Regions from separate parts of the Homo sapiens genome. Here region 2 is linked to region 1. Evidence: chromatin loops called from intact Hi-C (ENCODE). Cell type or tissue: heart left ventricle. All regions are shown on one strand. Each heading gives the region's core, and the rest is flanking DNA. Links, peaks and the distances in the headings are about the cores only.

Region 1 (5,371 bases), core at 118-5,117:
AAATGTGGCCCTGCCCACGCCCGGATTTGAACTTCTGGCCTCTGGAAATGTGAGAGAATAAATCGCTATTGTCTGAAGCCACCCAGTTTGTGACAGTTTGTTATGGCAGCCACAAGACAGGAATACAGATGATATCTACATATGGTTAAGATGTCAAAATGATGCAAGAGTGGGTATTGAGAAGTTTGCTTTCATAGGTAAACACTTTTATTAGGTCCTTTTGTATTTTTCCTGGGTTTCTTTATATAGATATAAAAAAGTATACAAGAGGAATACATTTGCTTTCCCTCCCTGCCCCGTTTAGGAGTGATCTTTTAATTTTACTTTTTTTTTTTTTTTTGAGACAGAGTCTTGTTCTGTTGCCCAGGCTGGAGTGCAGTGGAACAATCTTGGCTCACTGCAACCTCCCGAGTAGCTGAGATTACAGGCATGTGCCACCCTGCCTGGCTAATTTTTGTATTTTTAGTAGAGACGGGGTTTTGCCATGTTGGTCTTAAACTCCTGATATCAAGTGATCCACCTGCCTCAGCCTCCCAAAGTGTTGGGATTACGGGTGTGAGCCACCGTGCCTGGCCAGGAGTGATCTTTTAAAATGTGTATCTGACGCTGTCAGTCACGCACTTAGATGAGATCCAAACTCCTCAAGTGGGCTACGCGGCTCCACCCAACCTGGCCTCTGTGCCCCTCTGACCCCATCCCATGGTCTCCTCTTGTCCTCTAGGCTCCAGCCCCACTGTCCTCCTGCATGAAGATCCCACTCTTTTTCTTCTTCTTCTTTTTTTTTTTGAGATGGAGTCTCACTCTGTTACCCAGGCTGGAGTGCAGTGGCGTAATCTCGGCTCACTGCAACCTCTGCCTCCCGGGTTCAAGCAATTCTCCTGCCTCAGCCTCCCAAGTAGCTGGGATTACAGGCTCCCGCCACCACACCCTGCTAATTTTTGTATTTTTAGTAGAGATGGGGTTTCACCATGTTGGCCAGGCTGGTCTCGCACTCCTGACCTCAGGTGATCTGCTTGCCTTAGCCTCCCAAAGTGCTGGAATTACAGGTGTGAGCCACTGCACCCGGCCAATCCCGCCCTCCTTCTGCCAGGTCTTGGTGCCATCCTTGCTCCTGCCTGGACCCCCCAGACCCTTCAGTCCCCACTGTCTTCCTGTAATTCCTACTGAAATTTCATCTCCCCCGAGAAGTCCTCCCTGAACTCCCAATTTAAAATAGCTCCTTTGTTTTTGGCTCTTCTTATCATACCACCCTGTTTACAAAGTGTGAATTCCTGCATTTCACCGAATGTATGCCAATATAAAATTGTCTTGATGATGTTTTATGTATTTTTCCTTCTACCTAATACTATAAATACATCTGTCTCTTTGTTTGTTCCTGTTCCCCGTACCCTACTCTAGACTGTAAATTGAACTGGAATCTGTTTTGTTCACCCCTCCATCCTGGGTGCTGGAAATGGTGCCTGGAACATAGCAAGCCTTCCATAAACATTTGTCAAATACATAAACGAATACTGAAGGCCAAGTACTTTATGGAAACCATGACATACACTAAAGAAAGAGTTCTTAGGTTTTCTCTAAAATAGCTCTCAAATAGCGGGCAGCATTTTGTGTGTGCATGTGTTATTCAGGACCACGGCATCCTATTTCACCTCCTTTGTGTGGGCCATTGAGCCATACCCTGCAGCCATTTCAGGGTGCCCTTCCTGCTGTCCCCTTCTCAGAGAGGCAGCTCTCAGGGAGCCTTGGGAACCTTTCTTTCTGAAGCAGAAAAAAAGTCTCTCTCCTGAGCCAACTTCTTCAGGGCACAGAAGGAGGTGGAAGATGGTGCCTCCAGAGGGGCTGCTGGTTCCAAGGCCAATGGCATCTTGGGATCCTTGTTGGGAACCCTGAGTCAATTCTGGTGGGTGACATCTCCCAGGGCCTTCTTCCTGGCCAGAGGCAGCTGGGGGATCTCCCATAGGCTGGAGGACCAGATTGAACACTGCTCTTACCAAGCTGGTATGGAAGGTGGCACCCTGGGTTTGCTTCCTGATGTAGCTACTTACCAGTTAGGGGGCCCTGGGCATGTTTCTAACACTTTGAACTTGTCCTCCATCTATAAGGACCAGAATATATACCTCACAGGTTGTTTGTTGTTCTATAAGGACCGGAATAGCCACCTCATAGGTTGATATCACAAATGAGATAATATGTGTAAAATAAATTAACAGAGCTGGGCACAGAGTTAAGGGCCCAACAAATTATCGTTACTTTTGTTATTATTATTATTATTTTTTGAGACAGGGTCTCATTCTGTTGGCCAGGCTGGAGTGCAGTGGTGTGATCACAGCTCACTGCAGCCTCCATCTCCCAGGCTCAAGCAGTCTTCCTGCCTCAGCCTCTAGAGTAGCTGGGACCACAGGTGCATACCACCACACTCTGCTAATTTTTGCATTTTTTTGTACAGACAGGATTTTGCCGTGTTGCCCAAGCTGGTCTCGAAATACCGGGCTCAAGTGATCCACCGCCTCGGCCTCTCAAAGTGTTGGAATTAGAGGTGTGAGCCGCCGCACCTGGCCATTATTATCTTAATAACAAGTATTGTCTGACCTCTCTGGCTCTTGTAAAAGCATAATGACAATATGCCTCTCATAGCAAGGATCAAATGAGGTCATGGGATGGAAAGTGCATTTTGTGCTGGGTTTGGGTTTGGTGGCTCACACCTGCAATCCCAGCACTTTGGGAGGTCGAGGTGGGAGGATTGCTTGATTGCCCAGGAGTTTGAGACCAGCCTGGGCAACATAGTGAAACCCCATCTCTACAAAATACTCAAAAAATTAGCTGGGTGTGGTGGTGCCTGTAGTCCTAGCTATTTGGGAGGCTGAAGTGGAAGGATTACTTAAGCCCAGGGTGTGGGGGCTGCAGTGAGCCGTGATTGTGTCACTGCACTCCAGCCTGGGTGACAGAGTGAGACCCTGTCTCAAAAAAAATTAATTGAAAGTTCATTCTGAAATGCAAAATCCTACAGAAATGTGTTAGGTAATAGTCCCTGATAACATTAATCATAGAAAGTCTTTGTAAGCAAGGAAACGTGTCCTTTCAGGGAAGACCACAAGAGGGCACCCTCTCCCCCTGCCAGTGCCATGCCTCATCACCCACTACTCCAGGAGGGTCTGGTCCACCCCTCCCTGTAAGTAAAAGGAGGTACAGCTCCTCCATCTGGGAAGAGCCTGGGCCCTAGGCTCTGTCCTGGGGACTTTTCGCTGGACTTGTCACATGGGGTGCCCATTCCTTCTCTATAGAATGGAGGCCCATGTGGTGGCATTGAGGGATGTGTTTGAAAGTGTTGCTACTTATAGAGCTGTGCTCAGAAATGGTCTCAACCCTGCATTTCTGCACGTGGGGTGCAGGATCTCATATTTACATGCGATGATGGAGTTTCTTCTCCAATGCAGGAGTTCTCTGGCTGTCTTTTTCACAGCTGTCTCTCCAGCCTCAAGCACAGGTAGGCATGCGTAAGTGCTTTAGTGGCACTGGGTGAGTAAAGAGGCTGCTCCTTTACCTGGATATTTACCATTATTCCTGCCCACTTCCAACCCCGATACCCCCAGGAATCTCAAACCACAGCGTGCCACCTGTCTGTGGGATTCGAGAAGCCCCATCTGACCTGGTGATCCATTCCCCAAGCATGTGGAAAGGGAGTTCTGGAAGGAACCATGGCAAGGACAAGGACTGTGAGCTTTGAGAAAGCCCCAGTGTCTGGTTGGGTCCTGTTTCAAAGCTGAAAAAGGAAGAGGTGCAGTGGCCAGTGGATGGGGCCTGGAGTGCCCCGGTCTGTCCCTGCACTCCCTCCCTGGGCTCCTTGGTGGCCTGTGGCCTTGTGGAATCTCAGGCCCCTCAGTAGGGAAGTGCTGCTACCCAGGCCTCCTCTCAGCTCCTGGGATGCACAAGAGAGATGCGGGGACGCCCTTTGCATTTGAGGATCATCAGGTGAGAGGCAGTTGATATGGTTTGGCTCTGTGTCCCCACCCACATCTCATCTTGAATTGTAATCCCCAGGTGTCAAGGGAGGGGCCTGGTGGGAGGTGATTGGATCATGAGGGCAGTTTCCTCCATGCTGTTCTTGTGAGAGCTGGTGAGAGTGAGTTCTCATGAGAGCTGATGGTTTTAAAGTGTGGCACTTCCTCGCTCTCTCTCCCCGCTGCTGCCATGTAAGACGTGCCTTGCTTTCCCTTCCTCTTCTGCCATGACTGCAAGTTTCCTGAGGCCTCCCCAGCCATGCAGAACTGTGAGTCAATTAAACTTCCTTTCTTTATAAATTACCCAGTCTCAGGTGGTATTCTTTATAGCAGTGTGAAAACGGACTAACACAGTGGTTTTTCAGGTGGTGTTTTTTTTTCCCCTCAAAATATGGCAGTTTGGAGGATCACGCCAAGGCAGATAACCATGTGAAAAGTGTCCTCATGTGCTGGCCACGCTGCCTATGGCACAGCTAATGTCCAGTGTTACTGCAGGGCCTGGCTAATGTCCAGAGGCCACTGTGAATCCAAACACCTGTGTGAGATGTGAACTGGCTTCACATTTCACACTCTTTCTTATTTGACCTGGTCAGTCACACCATTGTGACTGACAGAGAGGGGTTGCCACATGGCTAGATCCCAAGTGCCCCAAGAAGCCCTCACTGAGCTTCAAGGGACACTCTCCATCCCCTAACCCTCCATACCAGGGAAGCATCCCCAGACATGGCTGCTTCCTGGGGCCTCCAACTGCCAGGATGTGGGTCCTGACTGCTATCTATGTGGCCTCCCAAAGTGGCTGTGTGGAGCCACTTGGGGGTGTTCAGCTGGGCCTGTCAGGTTCTTTCCCTGCCTTCGCCACCTCCCCCCTTCCCCAAATTCCCAGAAAGAAACAGGACAGGAGCCAAGGGCTGGAACTTTATTATTGTCACAGAGCACAGGAGAGACCGCTTGGGTCTCAATGAAGGTTTGCTTTTCCTCTTCTCCAGGGGAAGCTACTGCAAGAAGGCCCACCAGCCAGGCTAGGTCAAATGGGGTTGGGGCCACAACATGATAGTTAAACCCATAAACACAGACTTGATTCGATCCCAGCTTCACGACTTCTTAGCTGTGTGACCTTAGGTAAGTCTGTTAACCTCTCTCAGCCTTGGCTTTGTGGAGTGGAGTGAAGAGCAGGGCCTGCTTCACTGGGGTGTTATCAGGATGGAGGGGGACAAGGCCTATGAAAGTGTTTAGCACAGCGCCTGGCAGATCGTGACCAGTCACGGAGTGGAAGCTATCATGATCAAATCTGATTTCTCCACGGTCAGGCCAGCCCTGTCACTACGGATGAGGAAGAGGGGGTCTCATTTCATAAATGCCTTCAATGCGGCCTG
Region 2 (5,371 bases), core at 134-5,133, 170 kb after region 1:
AGGCGAGTTGGCCCCAGGACACGGGCGTTGACACGCACCGGGTTGTCCCGGCAGCCGAAGGCACCTTTGCATAAGCGCCGCGTCTCCCAGTCCCCTCCGAGCGTTCCTCAGCCCCCGCCCCACCGCCCGCCTCTCTCCCTCCTCCTCTCCGGCTTCAGATCGTCCAGTCTCCCTTTCCCGCCCGGCGCCGCAACAAGTGCGGGCGTCGCGGCCCCTCTTACCCTGGCCTCGGTCCATGGCGCCGGCCCGGTCCCCGGGGAGCGGGCCGCAGGGCGCAGGGGCTCCGGCGCGGCTGGTAGCGGCCGGCGCGCTGCGCTCTCAGGCCAGCCCAGCGGCCGGCGCTCTCTGCGGTCCCCTCCCCCAGACAGGATGCTCGCCGGCAGCCCCCGCCCCGCCCGCGCCCGCGCCCGCCCCTCAGAGCCGCTCCCGGAATAGACCCGAGCACGCCTCGCCCCCTGGGCCGCAGCCCGCTGTCCCGTGGTGCCGCACACGCCCCGCCGCGCCCTGCCGCTCGCTCGCCCTCCGCGGCGCTCCCACTTGGGCTTGGAGGACCCTTTTCCCCGTCCGCACGCGTTCGTTCCCGCGCCCGCGCGGCCTGCCCCAGCCCGGACCCAGGAGGTGTGCGGCTTTGCTTGCACTCCGCTAGCGATGGGGTCTTACCACCGCACCCCTCAGCCGGCTCCATGCCGGAATGCGGAGACTGTTGGAGCGCGTTTTTATCCTAGGGAATCAAAACCCCCTTCCCTGCAGCCGCCACCCATTTCCTGGCTTTGGGCTTGTCTTCTCCATTCGCCGCGGGTCTTTCTTGAGCACCTTCTAAGCCAGACAGTGGGCCCGCGGCGATGCCGGTGCAATGTCAGTGGTGTTGCGAAAGAGGAGTTAAATAATAACAAAGATCTTCAGAAAGAAAAGCACCTGGGAAAGGGAGAAAGAGAGGCTTGCTGAAAGGTGGGCAAGGGCTTGGGACACTTTCAACTTTTGAGGTTCCTTGTGTACTAAAACGTGAAAACATAACGAGGATCTGGGAGAATTCAGAAAAAGAATAGAAAAATGAGTAACACGTGAAAACATGCAGAACAGGGTGATAAAAAATGTGGAAATGAATACTTTTAGCATACAAAATACAGTGCAATATAAGTGTACTTTTCGCAAGATTGTAGAAAATATTGCTATGACCAGTGTGGAACAGTAATGGGATCTAAGTTTAAAGCTGTATGAAGAATGTCAACTTCTTCACCTTATTAGTATATCCCTGTGAAAATAGGTCTCACTCATTTATACACAATATCAAATGTCTGACTTTAAGACCCTTCATAAAGTCCAGGACCAATTGTTCTCCTAGACACTGCTCCTCCCACCATGGGCCAGGCCATGGTTTTCAGCTTTGAGCTGACCACTGTTCCCTACTTAGAACATTCTGGAACAGGGAACAGCTACCACAGAGGTATGGAGGCAACAAAAGGCCTGGGAAAGACCCTCCTGTACTTTCCTGGACTGGGAATATTTTCTTTTCTTCTTTTTTTTTTTTCTTGAAAAGTCTCCCTTTGTCGCCGAGGCTGGAGTGCAGTGGCGCGATCTCGGCTCACTGCAACCTCTGCCTCCCGGGTTCAAGCAATTCTCCTGCCTCAGCCTCCTGAGTAGCTGGAATTACAGGCGCCCACCATCACTCCGGGCAAATTTTTGTATTTTTAGTAGAGACGACGTTTCGCCATGTTGGCCAGGCTGGTCTCGAACTCCTGACCTCAGGTGATCCACCTGCCTCGGCCTCCCAAAGTGCTGGGATTACAGGCGCCAGCCACCTAGCCTGGCCGGGAATATTTTCTCTATTGCTTTTATGGGCAAATTAAAATTAACATTTTCTTAAAATATTGCATCAGTAATTTAGTGTGTGTGTGTGTGAGCACTCAGACCAAATGTGATGTTGTGAACAGTGTATGAAAACTTGTGCATGGCTCTTGTTCTGTTAGTTTGGTGCAAAAGTAATAGTGGTTTTTGCCACTGAAAGTAATGGCAAAAAACGCTATTACTTTTGCTCCAATCTAAATACTACATAGTATAATAACTTTTCGTCAATGAGGTTTTCTTGCTCATCTGTGCTATGGGAAGCCTCATACTGTAAGTCCTCACAGGACTGTTGGTAGGGCAAATGAAATAATACAAACCCACTTTATAAACCACAAACAGCTATAAAATATGAGCCATTATTATTTTCTGAGTTCCTTTTTGTTGCTGTCCCCTTTTCCAATTTGAAAAGGTCAGTTTCAATTCTAAAGCAGCCAACCAACAATTTACCAGTGGATTAAGTTTTAAAAGTTTATTGTTTGAACTCTGAACACTTGGAAACAAGGCCATAAATTGTATTTTATTTTATTTTTTAATTATTATTATTATTATTTTTTGTATTTTAGTAGAGACGGGGTTTTACCATGTTGGCCAGGATGGCCTCGATCTCCTGACCTCGTGATCCACCCGCCTCAGCCTCCCAAAGTGCTGGGATTACAGGCGTGAGCCACCGCGCCCGGCCTCCCATAAATTGTATTTTAAGTTCTCAGGCTAGCTCACTAATTCTTCTAAAAACATAATATTTCATTTGAAATAATTTAGAAAAACAGTATGAAATGTTACTATTGCAAAAACAGACGGAGGCTTTTGTAAATATTTTTATTTTTATAATGTTTAAAAAAATATTTAAGATAGAGACAAGGTTTCACTATGTTGCCCAAGCTGGTCTCGAACTTCTGAGATCAAATGCTCCTCCGGCCTCGGCCTCCCAAAGTGCTAGGATGACAGGCATGAGCCTGTAGAGATGTTTAGAGAACTTTCAGAAACTTTCAAGGACTTTGGAGATATATTCAGAGAATTGGAACGAAAAAGTAAAAAAGGCTAAGGAAAATGGAATAATTTATGGAGTGGAATTAACTGAGCTGTGGTCTGGGAAGGATATAGAAATGGGAGAACACAGTCTGTGCACAGTTCTGAGAATCAACAAAAAATTGTTGCTGGCAAGGTATAGGGGTTCTGGTTTAAATAATTACCCATAATGTCCACTAGGTGGCAATGTTGACTAGTTGTCTACAGCTTGGTTGCTGTCAGAGTAACTGAGATGGATGAAAAAGTTATTTGCGGGTTTGGACAAGGAATAACTTTTTTTTTTTTCTGTATGTTTCCTTTAGTGAGTTCTATATTCCTCATAAAAACTAACAATCCACACTGCCCATAAATTCGCTTAGGCAATATTGATTGCACTCTGTGCAAGTTTCTATTGAGAGAAGAAATGCTAAGTAGGAATGATTCTCACCCTCAGGGAATCTACAATCTAGTAGAGGAGACAGACATGTATAAAATAATATAATATAAATTATTGTATGAAAAGTACCAGAGGAGAAATAAAGTGGTCTTGGAGTCCATCAGACAAAGTAAGACTTTTTTACTAATCATGGAGGCTGTAATGGATGACAGATATTTGGAAGGCAGGCAACTGAGAATGTGTAATGAGGAGATAACATTATGGGCAAAGAGCAGTGAGAGCAAAGACATTGAGCTCAAAGGCAGCAGGACGTGTCTGTGAAGCAGTTCAGGTTGGCTGGATCGTGGGTTATTGGGGGATAAGCATCAGGGCAAGGATAGGAATGAAGGTTGTGATACCTGCTTTTCTCTTCCCCTTTCCATTTCATTTTGAGTGCAACTCTCTGGCAAGGATTTTTAGAATCTGCCTCATATCTTCCTTTTCACTACCTACTTTGCTGACTTCCAAGTTTTCCAGGTTTGCCTGGATTTTGTCTAAAGAATGCTATGTGGGGAGCTCCAGCTCTGTAAGAAGGTATCAAATTTAGCCTTAGTGAACAATACCAGGAAGAAAGCTTTCAACTCCCTCCTGCTCCCTGTCTTGTGAAAACAAATGATACTCCCTAGTCTCATTCTTCGCTTATCAGGTGGAACTGGGAAACCCTGGGAAAGAAAAATTTGGAGGCTCAGGACTATTTGTTCCAGGGAGAGAAATATACTCTAGCCTCCTAACCTGTCACCTTACCTCTAGGGACTGTTTCCACCATGGCCAACAGAGCGACCATTCCATGATCCCAATCAGACCGTGCAACTACCCCCTTAAAAATATGTGATGGCTCCCCGGGCCCTCAGCGGAGAGTCCAGATTTCTTATTATGGTGTTTGGGGTGCCTTCTTCACTGAGCCTGCAGTGATCTCAGGAGACTTCAGGAAGAGTAAGAAAAACAACAGATGGGTGCTCAGATCTGGGTTCCTAAGTCAACTTCATTGCCGTGTGAATCTCAGTTCTTCCACTGGGTCAATAGTACATAATTTCTTATGTGCTTCTTTACCTATGCTTCCCTGTCCCCCACCAGACTGCAAATGCTGTGAGAGCGGGCGCTGTCTTACTCATTGCTAGATCCTTAGAATCTAGCACAGTGCCCAAACACCTAGTAAATGGTAATAGTATTTGTGGAATGAGTCAGTGAAAACATACTCAAGGGTGTGTAAGGCCTGCCAGTTTTGGCTTCTATTAATGCATGTGTCCTGGGGGTCCCATTTGTCCTCTGGGATTGTCGTATTTGCTTATTTATTTGCAGGGGGAAATGAACTTGTGACCAGGCCTTCTGGAGACATGCTGCTGTGCTGCCCAGCCCCTGTGTGCTGCTGTGGATGTGTGGCTTCTCCTTGGCTCAGGGCCCCTCTCCCATGCTCCTTTGTGTGGGGTGATCCCCAGAGCCCTCTGATCGGGTGTCTGCCTGATGCTGGCTGCAATGAAAACCTCTCTTGTTCCACTTAGCACAATGTTGCCATTATAGCCCCTATCCAGGGAAATGACACACGTCTGCTGGCCCACCCTGGGCCCCGGAAAGCAGATAGAGATCTCAGTGGCTGTTTCTGGGAGAAAGAGAAAGAGTTTCATGGATGGATGAAAACTCCTTCTTCCCATGCGCCTTCAGGTTTCTGCTCCAGGGCACGGGGCTCCTACTTGCATGGAGGCAACAGGGCTCAGCTTCCACAGTTGTTAAAACCAAGCCCAGTGGTTGTGTCTGAAGGAAAAGGAGCTTTTGTTTTATGCTGAAATGCTGCATGAAGCTTACTCCATCCCTTTGGATTCTTCTCCTTAAGCGAGATCTTAGGCTCCTGAAGCGAGGCTCGTGCCCTGAAGCACCTACAGGGCCGGGCAGGGAAGGGTGTGCAGGAAGCAGGCCATGCAAGTGGAGGGGCCACAGCAAAGCGGAGCCCTCTTGCTCCGTCTGAGGGGCCAGTCACCAGTCAGCTTGGAAATGGAGTGGCCAATCTTCAGCTTTTTCAGCAGAACCCAGAAATCTAGATTTCAGTGAGAAATCTCTTTTGATTTAAAAGTGTTGGTAATGAATTCCAAT

The links. A loop is a pair of places that touch in the nucleus more often than their neighbours do. Peaks named below come from ENCODE experiments on the same cell type or tissue, not always from the same donor. Only the 100,000 strongest peaks of a DNase experiment are listed, where the experiment ranks them.
Region 2: it touches region 1 in a loop (3-fold over the local background); 14 of 110 quality-filtered maps call a loop at or near these places.

The regions. Positions count from the first base shown.
Region 1 is chr5:149,432,364-149,437,734 of GRCh38, reverse strand. It overlaps CARMN (cardiac mesoderm enhancer-associated non-coding RNA), which reads right to left. Exons shown (of 5, transcript NR_105060.1): 5 at 4,899-5,017. Among named protein-coding and RNA genes, the nearest start is that of MIR145, 4.4 kb to the right of the region's middle. RefSeq lists an enhancer at 3,938-4,438. In heart left ventricle, for the core only: a CTCF peak has its summit at 3,095 (motif pointing right); no DNase peak of the experiment used is centred there; H3K27ac peaks cover 1,508 bases.
Region 2 is chr5:149,266,835-149,272,205 of GRCh38, reverse strand. It overlaps AFAP1L1 (actin filament associated protein 1 like 1), which reads right to left and starts at 347. Exons shown (of 19, transcript NM_152406.4): 1 at 222-347. The coding sequence starts at 237. RefSeq lists an enhancer at 1-368. In heart left ventricle, for the core only: a CTCF peak has its summit at 3,045 (motif pointing right); a DNase peak (open chromatin) is centred at 455; H3K4me3 peaks cover 1,128 bases; H3K27ac peaks cover 2,559 bases.